2 separate regions of the Homo sapiens genome follow, and region 2 is linked to region 1. A link is an interaction called in ENCODE POLR2A ChIA-PET data of the cell type or tissue named here. Cell type or tissue: GM12878. All regions are shown on one strand. Links, peaks and the distances in the headings refer to the core of each region. The heading gives the core; the rest is flanking DNA.

The links. ChIA-PET counts read pairs that join two places held together with the same protein. Peaks named below come from ENCODE experiments on the same cell type or tissue, not always from the same donor. Only the 100,000 strongest peaks of a DNase experiment are listed, where the experiment ranks them.
Region 2: POLR2A ChIA-PET joins it to region 1 with 5 read pairs; 1 of 35 experiments calls an interaction of 5 or more read pairs at or near these places.

The regions. Positions count from the first base shown.
Region 1 is chr3:5,497,340-5,503,109 of GRCh38, reverse strand. No RefSeq gene overlaps it. Among named protein-coding and RNA genes, the nearest start is that of MIR4790, 250 kb to the right of the region's middle. In GM12878, for the core only: no CTCF peak of the experiment used is centred there; DNase peaks (open chromatin) are centred at 3,549 and 3,949.
Region 2 is chr3:4,926,108-4,931,877 of GRCh38, reverse strand. All of the region lies in intron 1 of BHLHE40-AS1 (BHLHE40 antisense RNA 1), which reads left to right. Among named protein-coding and RNA genes, the nearest start is that of BHLHE40, 50 kb to the left of the region's middle. In GM12878, for the core only: no CTCF peak of the experiment used is centred there; no DNase peak of the experiment used is centred there; H3K27ac peaks cover 207 bases.

The DNA of each region.
Region 1 (5,770 bases), core at 511-5,510:
AAGCAAAAATCCTATGATGCAGGGAGAGGTATGGGGCTGAACTTTCCTTTCTTTTCTTCTATCATTCTACAGTACACCTCCACAATCCAATATATCCCTCCCCTGGGCTGCCTAGTTCATATCCTTAAGTGAAGAGGGCAAGTAGGTCAAGTATAGCCCATATAAAAGCTGCTTCCTATAGCCATGACATCTTCTCTGGAAGAAAGCCTTCCCAGTTCACAGGGGCCCAGCACAGAAAAAACTCAAAAGAAAAGGGACTTAATCCTTGGCATTAAAGTGACAAAAATAGCTGCCACCTGTAGAATACTTTCACATGCTCACAGTAACATACTCTATATAATTTAGTTTACACATCCTTATTACAGCCCTGTAGGTACATAGGATCCATCCTTGATTATTCACAAATTCTGCATATGTGAATTCACCTGCTTACTAAGATTTACTTATGATTCCAGTTAATACTTATAGCATTTTGGCAGTCATTCTCAGATATGCACAAAACAATGAAAACTTTGAGTAGCCCAACACGTGCATTCACAGCTGAGGTCAAACAAGGCAAAACCATTTTGAGTGTTGCCTTATTGTTTCACCCTTTATATATAAATAAGTGCCCTTTTTGTGGTCTATTTAGTACCATGTTTTTTGCATTTTCGTTATCTTTATTGGTGATTTTGCCACTTAGAATGACCCATAGCGTTGCAGTGCTGTCTAGTGTTCCCAAGCACAAGAAGGATGTGTCATACCGTATGAGGGAAAAAACCATGTGTTAGATAAGCTCTGTTCAAGCATGGGTAAGAGTGCTATTGATCATTAGTTCAATGTTAGTGAATCAAGAATATATACTGCAAAGTGACTTTAAAAAGATACACAAAACAAGATTATGTATTAATGAGTTGACAAAAATGTTATGACCACAAGCTCATAGGACCCTAGCCTTCTATTTCTCTTAGGAGCAATAATTCAATATTTGCTAATACAGTGTTTGTGGTGACTTTATAACAAAACTGCAAATAACAAGAATCAACTGTACTAAGTAGAACACTGAAAATATATTTGTTGATTCCTATTTTATAAATAAGAAGACTGCAACTTACAGAGACTAGAATACCTGACAAGGAAGTATCAATGTCTGGCTTTTAGCCAACTCCAAAGCACCTGTCCAACCATGCTATCCTGTCCCACATTAGCACAGAGGAATGGCACATCACAATGCGTGAACTCAAGGTTCAAATCCAGGCTCAGGCCTGGTGTAACATGCAACAGTTATCTCCCTGTACCTGAGTTTCAATGTCCATAAAATGGAAATATTCATAATATATCAATGAGTTAATATGTTTAATATACTTAGAGCCTAAGTTAGTTTCAAAACTAATGGTCTATAGGATCAAGATCAGATCTTATAGTCAAACCTCAGGAAATCAACCTAGTAGATAAGGAAATATCAGACCCAGCTAACAAATCAGGCTCTGAAGTCTAGAAGATCTACATTCCCTGAGTGTTGTGTCCCCATACATACAGGGACAGGAATGGAAAAGCTATAATTCTTTGCATATAGCAATATATCATCTCTCATCCTGTTACATGGCAGGAAGCACTCCATGCATGGATAAACATGCTCATTCTCTCCATAATAACCAGGATTGAAATAATTATATTTGTCAATTCTGTTAAATCTATGGCTTTAAAATGATACTAAGAAAATATTAGTTCTCCAGTCCTTTCCAGAGTACAAAATAAGTTTATTTTCTTGTTCCAGAAAAATCAACCATGTTATAAAACGGCCACTGCCATACTATTTAATTCTAAATAATACCAAAAGGGATTCACCTATAAGCAGAGGTTTGGATTTTTCTCTCCTGCTTTCTGAAATATAGCAATATTACCTTTAGTTATATATAGGATTATGTAACAGATCTAATGAAATAGCACATTTAAATCTTAGCAGAGGACTAGATCAAGGACCTAGCCAGGATGAGACCAAGATATAGGAATATCCAGTATATGCTAATCAGTGTCCCTTCAAATAATATTCTTTAAACATAGGTTTAAAATTTATTTAGAAGAGATGTTACATGTTGCATTGAGACAACAGTAGAGAAGAAAAGCTCTGCTGGCCATACCATCCTCTTACAAGAAAGTCTGGCCTGAGACTCACTCTAGAACTGGGTTTATCAACATTAGCACCATTGACATTTGGAAGCTGCATAATTTTTTGTTGGGGTGGGGAGTGGGCATATCCCGTCCAGTATTGAATGCACAGCAAAATCCCTGGCCTCTACTCACAAGAGGCCAGTAGCCTCCCCATACCAGCTGTGACAACCAGATATGTCTCAGACACTGCCAACAGTTTCCTGGGGGCAAATCGGCCCCTGAGAAAGAATCACTTCTCTAGAGAGGCAGGGATGGTATTTAGCTGACCAGCACCAACGGGACCATGCTGGTGTCCGTTGCCTGCATCTGTACTGTTGGGGCTGCATCCATACCATGCTACTTGTGAAATATCTATAATATCAGCCCTGTGGAGGAATGGGATGAACAAGCCCCTTGGAATATCACTACTCTATCATGGGCAAGGGATGCATATGATAGGATATATATATGTATATGATCCAAGAGATGCAGCATATACAACACTCATTGTGGGGGAGCATGTAAACACAGTTCTCTCCACATCATCTCACCTAGAGGCTTGTTTCTATGTCCCTCGTGCACTGGCATCTGGGTGCAACACCTCTGGTTAGCCCCTAAAGCTGCTATGCCTAGCACACAGTAAGTTTGATACATGACAGCTCTCATTTTTATTATTCACATAAGATTTTCCTCCATTGCTATGTATTTCTTAACCTGGTGCTTTCAATTCTCAGAGTTTTGGGTTTTGTGGGTTTTTTTTTTAATCAAACAAGCCAAATCTATACACCAAAAGAGAAGCCAAGCAATATCATTTTCATTTTTTTTAAATATAAAAGCTCTGGTTGATACCATATCAGTCTCTTACAGTGTTGGTGACAACACGTTATTTTTCAGTGAGTATATACATTTCTGTTCTGTACAGTCACAAATACACGATACATCTTGATTCAACTGTATCTCAGGTGATTATCCCCTCCCCCATCCTGCTGTTCACAGACTGGACCTACGAATGTTGGATTCGGACACAAAGCTAGCACCCACCACCTCTAAAAGTGCTTTGGAGCATTATTTCCTATGTAGCTTGGTGCTTCAAAAAACTAGAAGCATAAATGCCTTCACCATAAATAACAGCAGGCAAATGCCACATGGCTTAACAGTTGTGGTGTGGTTGCACATCACATCATTAGCCCTTGCATTAAACACCCTGATTAACAAGGGAGAGATGCGACCTCCACTTTGGAATTTTAGCCAAGAGCATCAGCAATTTTAGCCAAGAGTATCAGTCAGGTGATGGGGCAACACCAGAAGTCAAACAAGCCAAAAACTGCTCTCCCAAAATAGTTTGAAGCTTTGCCATGCAAAACCTATGAGCAATATTACTTTCAGTTTCAGCCAAAATCCTCTAAAAAGTGAACACCCTCATCTAGTTAAATTTTCATTTACCTCTGGGGAAAAAAATGAGCCCTCTCAGAAGGGAGCTAACAGCTGTGCATATTCCTTTCTAGAATGAAATTAACTTTCTTTTGTTATATTTAGCTAGAGTCTTATATATAATCACCTTTGCTAGAGGAAAATAAATTAAGGAGATTAAGTTTCAGTCACATAAAAGTGACAGTTGGCTCAGTGGAAACAAAAGACCTGTTTTAGTAATAGCAAGCCTTCATATGGATAGCAATTGGTATGAGCCAGGCATATTCTAAGAGCTGTTCATGGATTAATGCACTTAATCATCCACAATCCAGGGGATGTGAGGGTCCTATTATTATGCCCATTTCACAGATAAGGAAACAGAGGCTAGCATGGGTTGAGGAACTTGGCCAAATAAGCAGCAGAACTAGAACTTGAACCCAGGAAGTGTGTTCCAAAGTTCATAAGCTTAACCACTGCCATATAGAGAATTTGAGTCAGGACTTCCGGATTTGAGTGCCAGTCTCCCAGTCTCAGACATTCAAGGCTAATTTACGGCAACTTGTCAATGGCAAGGTTACTGGTTATTTTACCAATTGATTATCTCACTTGGGGAAAGGCTCAACTTTTTGAAAAATTCACGGTCCTAATCTAGAAAATGGGAATAATGATAATCCTTATTACATCAAGAGACAATTCACATGAAAATTCTTTACACACATAAGATGTTATTAAGTGCTGTGACACAGCATAATTAATGTAAAGACCTTACAAGATTCAAAATGCCTTGTTTCCCTGAACATCAAAGCTCGTACTACAAGGAATATTTCGTGACATGAAAAAATGTGCCTACCTACTACAAAAGGAACAAAGCTGAGCACAAAAATATTATGTATGCCTTGATACGTGTAAATACATACACAACAGTAGGTCTAGACACAAAAATCATATGTTATATTAAATAAAACTTTTATAGAAATTTCATCTTATGTATATACATATCCAAATACATATCCAAAAAAAATATGTGTATATATATATAGAAATATGTACATACTGTACATACCCTTTTAAAAGACTAGAAGAGTATAAGAGAAAATATTGACAATGGTTATCTTGCCATAGTGCCTTTTTGTTTTCCAAACTTCTGCACTGAGCAGATAATGCTTTATAATTAGAAACATAGCCAGAAGGGTTAATTTTTAATAAATATTATATACAGGTAACGTGAAGTCTCCTGTGAAATTACCTATTCTGAAATCAGAAAATCAAGATCATACTGAAGCCACAGACACCCCCATTTTAATACAAGTTGTTGGGAGCATGTCTCATTTTCATTACTATGCTGCTTACCTGCTCAGATTTCTCAAGGAGTTATCAGAAGTGACGCTATCTTCCCAGGGGAAAAAATCATTTAAGTGAGTTTTGTCCCAGGACTGTACTCTATGTGAAGTCCCACAGCAGTGTCTGTCCCAGGACTGTACTCTATGTGAAGTCCCACAGCAGTGTCTGTCCCAGGACTGTACTCTATGTGAAGTCCCACAGCAGTGTCTGTCCCAGGACTGTACTCTATGTGAAGTCCCACAGCAGTGTCTGTCCCAGGACTGTACTCTATGTGAAGTCCCACAGCAGTGTCTGTCCCAGGACTGTACTCTATTTGAATTGGCCTGACTCTTCAAAGAACTTGTTCTGTTTACAGGAACTGTTCCTGGGTCATTATCAGGACACAGTTTGCTCTTCATTCCCTTGCAGAAGTAGGTCTGAAATCCCAATGCATCCTTGTCTGTTCATTTCTGTGGCTTAAAATAACCTCTGGATTTGATGAAAACCATGATGTGCATTTTTAGCATTCTGTCTCCTCCCTATTGCAATCAGTTTCATTTTCCTAGAGTATGGCATGAGTCACATGACATCCTCCTCTACCCACCTCATGACTCCCTACTTTCTGACATATATAAGTTCACACATTTCTTCCATTTATCTGGGTCCTGAAGGCTTTTGAGAGGTTGTAACCATACCTGGAAATTAACTAGTCAAACTTAGGTCCCAGTGGCCAACTTGACCATACTTTTAGCTACTTTAAGATCCTAGGAAGGGAGACGAAGGAAGGAACATGTAGCTAGAAAGGAGAAGCAAGTGGCTAATAGTGGGTCTTCACGTTGGCAGGATGATAAACTAATTGCCCTTTTGACGACTCTCTGATTCTCTCCCACTTCACCTCAAATTCTGAGCT
Region 2 (5,770 bases), core at 407-5,406, 570 kb after region 1:
AATCTGAAACAATTTTTCAGCTTTCCTTTGTCTTTTATGACAGTGACATTTTTGAAAAATACAGGCCTTCTCTTTTTAAACTAGAGTATTTCTCATTTTGGTTTAGTCTGATGTTTCCTTGCTATTAGATTCAGGGTCTCCACACCTAGCCATAATACCACACATCTGCCCCATGCTGGTGCTGTTAATTTTGATAATCTGGTCAAAGCTTTGTCTGATTTTTCCACTGAATACTTACTATTTTTCTTTTACACTTAACAATCTGTGGGTAGACATTTAAAGATCATGCAAATGCCCAGCTCTTCATCAAACTCACCCTCCTAGATTTAGCATCCATGAACAATTCTTGTCTGTATCAATATTTACTTTGTCGATTGCAAAAAATGATGATTTTCCAATGGCCACACTCCATTTTTAACTTCGTCTCAGGACGACTTTAGGATTTAGAACATCCTAAAAAGAACAAACCAACGGCCAATTCCTAATTTCTCTTAGCATGGTCTCTTTATTCTGCTTGCTGCTATATACTTGAAGTTACCCTTCTCCCATTTGTCTCTCTTTCCTGGTTACTTCAGCTGCAGATTTCATCATGGCAGATTTCACCTATGGAAGAATTTTCCAGTAATCATGCTTTTGAGTACACCTGGGCATTTGATATCTGCTGTCTTTAGACCCTTAGAAGATGAAGTACTTCATCTTTCATTTAGAAAAATAACCACACACTCTCATACGATTATTATTCTGAAGACAGAAATCCAAATTATTGATTAGTGGTTCTTGGGGGAGGGGGAAGATATGGTTCCAATTAAATATGATGTTTCAGATAAACACCAGCATTAGAAACCACTAGAAGTGATAGGGAAAATATGACATTGATGTTTTTAAATGGAAGCTGTTCTCATTAGGGGCATGATATGCAAATTGCCAGTAAAACATCAGAGATAACAAACATTTTATTTGTTTTCTCAATTACAGAAGGTTGCCTTATTTTTCTATTCCTTAAAAATATGAATATGTTATAATTTTTCATAGAAATTCTCCCTAGGCACATATCTTTCTGCCCAGGGACAGCTACAATGGCAACTCTAGTAGTTCCATCCTTAAACCTTATCTTCATACCTGTAATCTAGACTGGAGGCCACTGAAGTGCAGGCTAATGCTTCTGGTTGGGGACCTGTAGGAGGCAGTGGTTGGATTTTAAACCAGTTACCAGGAAATGATCTTCCTCATCTCAAAAATCAACGATTCCACTTTGGGAAAGAGTTTTGCAGTTTTCCAAAAGTTAAACATAAAACATATGACCAGCAATGCTATTCCTAGGTATCTACCCATGACAAATGAAAATGTGTCCACATAAGGACTTGCACATGAATGTTCACAGATGCTTTATTCATAATAGGCCCAAACTGAAAACAACCTAATGTCCATCAACTGAAGAATAGATAGACATAATGCGGCTTATCCATGAATGGAATTCTTTTCAGCACCAAAAAAGAACAAATTACTTACACATGCTACATCGTGGATGAACCTCAATAATATTATGCTGGCTGGGCAAGGTGGCTCATGCCTATAATCCCAGCACTTTGGGAGGTTGAGGCAGGAGGATCACTTGAGCCCAGGAATTTGAGACAAGCCTGGGCAACATGGCAAGATCCCATCTCTACAAAAAATAAGAAATTAGCCAGGTGTTGTGGCACATGCCTGTAGTCCCAGGAGGCTGAGGCAGGAGGATAGCTTGAGCCTAGGAGGTCAAGGCTGCAGTGAGCTGTGATTGCACCACTGCACTCTAGCCTGAGTGACAGAGTGAAATCCTGTCAAAAAAAAAAAAATAGTATGACAAGTAAAAGAAGTCAGACACAGGCAAGCATGTATTGTATGATCCCATTTCTATGAGATATCCAGAAAAAGCAGATTTATAAAGACAGAAAGTAGATTAGCAGTTGTCTGGGTTATTAGGGCTGGGAACAAAGATCACCTATAAATGGGTATGAGGGATCTTATTGCAGGGATGAAACAGTTTTTAAACTGATTTATGATGATAGTTGTATGGCTCAGTGAAGTTACTAAAAATAATTATATTGTGCACTAAAAATGGGTGAATGTTATCCTATGTAAAATATATCTTAATAAAACTGTAATATGTCACATAGTCAATATCCAGATCAGCACCTGGATAAAGTGTAATATTTACTGTTCTCTGGAAGATAAGACATGTTTGGCTGGACCAATGTTGAAACATTTCAGCTGGGCAGAATGGAAGGGGAAATTTATTCTAAAATTACTGATAGGCCTGGATTTATCTGTGACAATTATATTTTGAAAGGCTCTCAATATCTCTATATTAAGAGGAATTAAGGTTTCTAAAACCATTTTGAAAGCATAATTCTTTATGTTTTTTGCATTAATTGTGCATTCTTATTTCCATTTGTTTTCACAACTAAGATATAGGATCTAAAATAATTTCTGTTCCCTGAACTGTTATATCCCTAAGTAAATTGGTTGTCCCAGAGGTTACTACTCAAGATTTCACTTTCTGTGGTAAAAAGGATTTGATGAATTTGTTTTTAAACTTTCAGAGAAGCATTTGTTCCTCAAATGGCTGAAAGGTTCTGATAAATATGAGGGGAGAGGGAATAAGCCTTCCAAAGATCCCTTGGCCAGCGTGTGCTAAAGGCCTATGCTTGACTGTTTCTAAAGCTATCTTCAAATTAATTTTAGTTTACAGATTATGATTAGGAGAATAATAAGTTATTTTACAAAAGTCTTTTTGTAAAGTGGAGCTTTAGGGAGAACTCAAGAATGAAAGTTAGAAAGACCTGGATCCTGGCCGAGCGCGGTGGCTCACGCCTGTAATCTAGCACCTTGGGAGGCCGAGGCAGGCGGTTCACGAGGTCAGGAGATCAAGACCATCCTGGCTAACACGGTGAAACCCCATCTCTACTAAAACTACAAAAAATTAGCCGGGCCTGGTGGCATGCACCTGTAGCCCCAGCTACTCAGGAGGCTGAGGCAGGAGAATTGCTTGAACCAGGGAGGCGGAGGTTGTGGTGAACTGAGATCACATCACTGCACTCCAGCCTCAGCAACAAAGTGAGACTGTCTCAAAAAAAAAAAAAGAAAGAAAGAAAGACCTGGATCCCAGGCCTGTGCTGCTTTTTACCAGTGGTACATCCTTGAGTCAAATTACAGAGTGACTTCTAGCTGGCTGTCACTGTCCTAGTGGAGTAGAAAGAGGCCCAGACATTCCGGTTATCCCAGCAGAGCCCAGGGTAGTCCAGCCCAGCTAACCCACCAGCTGACTGCAGCTGCATGAGTGAGCGTAGGTGAGACCAGCACAATCCACAGAATTGTGGGAAACAATAAATCATTGTTTTAAGCCACTAAATTTTAGGGTGGTTTGTTACACAGAGAATACATAAGTGAGACTCCAAACTTCCCACGACCTCACCACTACCACCACCCCACAACACACACGCACACACACGCCCTTGAGCATCTCTCTGGCTTGCCAGTGGCAATCACTGACCGCTTTGCTGTTCCTGTCTTCATCTTACCCGACATTAAAACTCACCCTCTACTTTGGCCTGGCCTGCAAGAACCTTGCAGTCCATTAATGGGTTTGAAAACAGACTCATACTTTGGTTCATACTGAGGTGTTAGTAACTGATGTTAGCTTAATGTTTTACATGGCTTTCACCCAAAGGACTAGCTCCCTTAAATGAGGAAATTTAGGCCCCAAGGCAGGCAAAGTCCTGGGCAGCATCCTCCTTGTAAATGGCTGTATCTTTGACTTAGAGGTAGACCTTTATGTGTATGGAAATGAAAGAAGGTGCCTCCTAGCTTCAGACTCCTTTTACCTGCTTCTAATACTGCACTTTGTTTTAGAGAACAGTGGTTTCCAATGAGGGTGGAGACTTCAGGGCTTATTTTAAAAGCCCATTCTTGGCTCTGCCCACAGGGATGCTGAGATTCTGATTCAGCAGGCTTGGGTGTGGCCTGGTTCTCTGTATTTTCACCAGGTTTCTTAGTGATTCTGAAAATCTCTCTCTCTTTCTCTTCCTCTCTCTCTCTCACACACACACACACACACACACACACACACACACACACAATCCAGCTCAATTGAACATAGAGTAGGCAGCAGTGGAAACAGCCCAAAGTTCACCTCCTGTAGTAACATGGTGGGGGTGAATGGGTCTAATTTTATAACACGTGACTATCTTTTGTCACTGATTGAAAGAAGGGAATAATTATACCTTCCCACAAGGGGCAGAGTGTGGTGTCTATACCAGAATTGCATCCTGGAAGTACTGACTTTCTAAGATCTAGGATGGAAAGGGAGATTTGAGAGATGATCTGATTATACATGGGGATATTCATATGCACCCACAGGAAAAAATAAGATATACTATTTTTAAAGGTCCTCAAAGTGGGCAGTTTCAAAATTTGGTTTCAGGTTCATTAATTTCCAAATCTGGAATTTGTCACCTTTTGTCATTAAAAATGAAAGCCCAGTAATTTTTTTAAAAAATCTTTTGGGGTTTTTTTTTGTTTGTTTGTTTTGTTTTTAGAAATTCACATGGTACAAAATTCAAAAGACACAAGAGTGTATACAGTGGATTATTTCCCTCCTATCCTGGTCCCCTAGCCATCTAGTCCCCTTCTCTGGGCCCAAGGTTTACCAAAAAAAAAGTTTTTTAATTGAGGTAAAATTCACATAACAGAATTCACCATTTTAACTATTTTAAGGTATTATAATTCAGTGGTTTTAGTATAACCACAGTGTTTGGCAACCATGATGCTTATCCATTTCTGAAATATTCCCATTACCCCAAAATGAAACCCCTTATACCCCAATTCCCCTTCCCTTACCCCTTAACAACCACTAACCTACTTTCTAGCAGTATGGGTTTGCCCATTTTGCCATTTCATCGAAGTGGAATCATAAAACATGTGCCCTTTTGTGACTGACTTCTTTCAGTTACCATAATGTTTTCAAGGTTCACCTATGCTGGAGCAAGTATCATTTCCTTTTTATGATTTGATAATAATATTCGATTGTATGGATATACCACATTTTGTTTATCCGTTCAACCATTGATGGACATTTGGATTATTTCCTCCTTTTGGCTGTTATGAATAATGTTGCTATGAGCATTTGTGTACAAGAGTTTGTGTGGACATACATTTTCAGTTCTTTTGAGTGTACTTTTAGTAGAATTTCTGGATCCTTTGATAACTCTAATTTTTTTAGAAACTGCCAAAGTGTTTTTCCAAATTGGCTGAACAATTTTACGTTCCCATCAGCAATGTTGGAGGGTTCCAATTTCTCCACATCCTCACCAACACTTGTTATTTTGTTTTTGTGTTTTTATAGCCTTCCTAGTGAGCTGAAATCGTATCTTACTGTAATTTTTATTTGCATTTACCTAATGACGAATAATGCTGAGCATATTTTCGTGTGCTTATCGGTCATTTGTATATCTTCTTTGGAGAAAAGTCTATTCAAGTTCTTTTCTCATTTTTTGAATTGGATTGTTTATTGTTGAGTTATAAGAATTACTTATATATCCTGGACCCTTATCTGAGACCCTTATCAAACATGATTTGCAAATATTTTCTCCCATTCCTTAGGTTGCCTTTTCACTTTTATGATAGTGTCCTTTGATCCACAAAAGCCTTTAAATTTTGGTCGAGTCCAGTTGTAACTACTTTTTCTTTTGTTGTGTTTTGGATGTCATATTTAAGAAATCATTACCTAATCTAA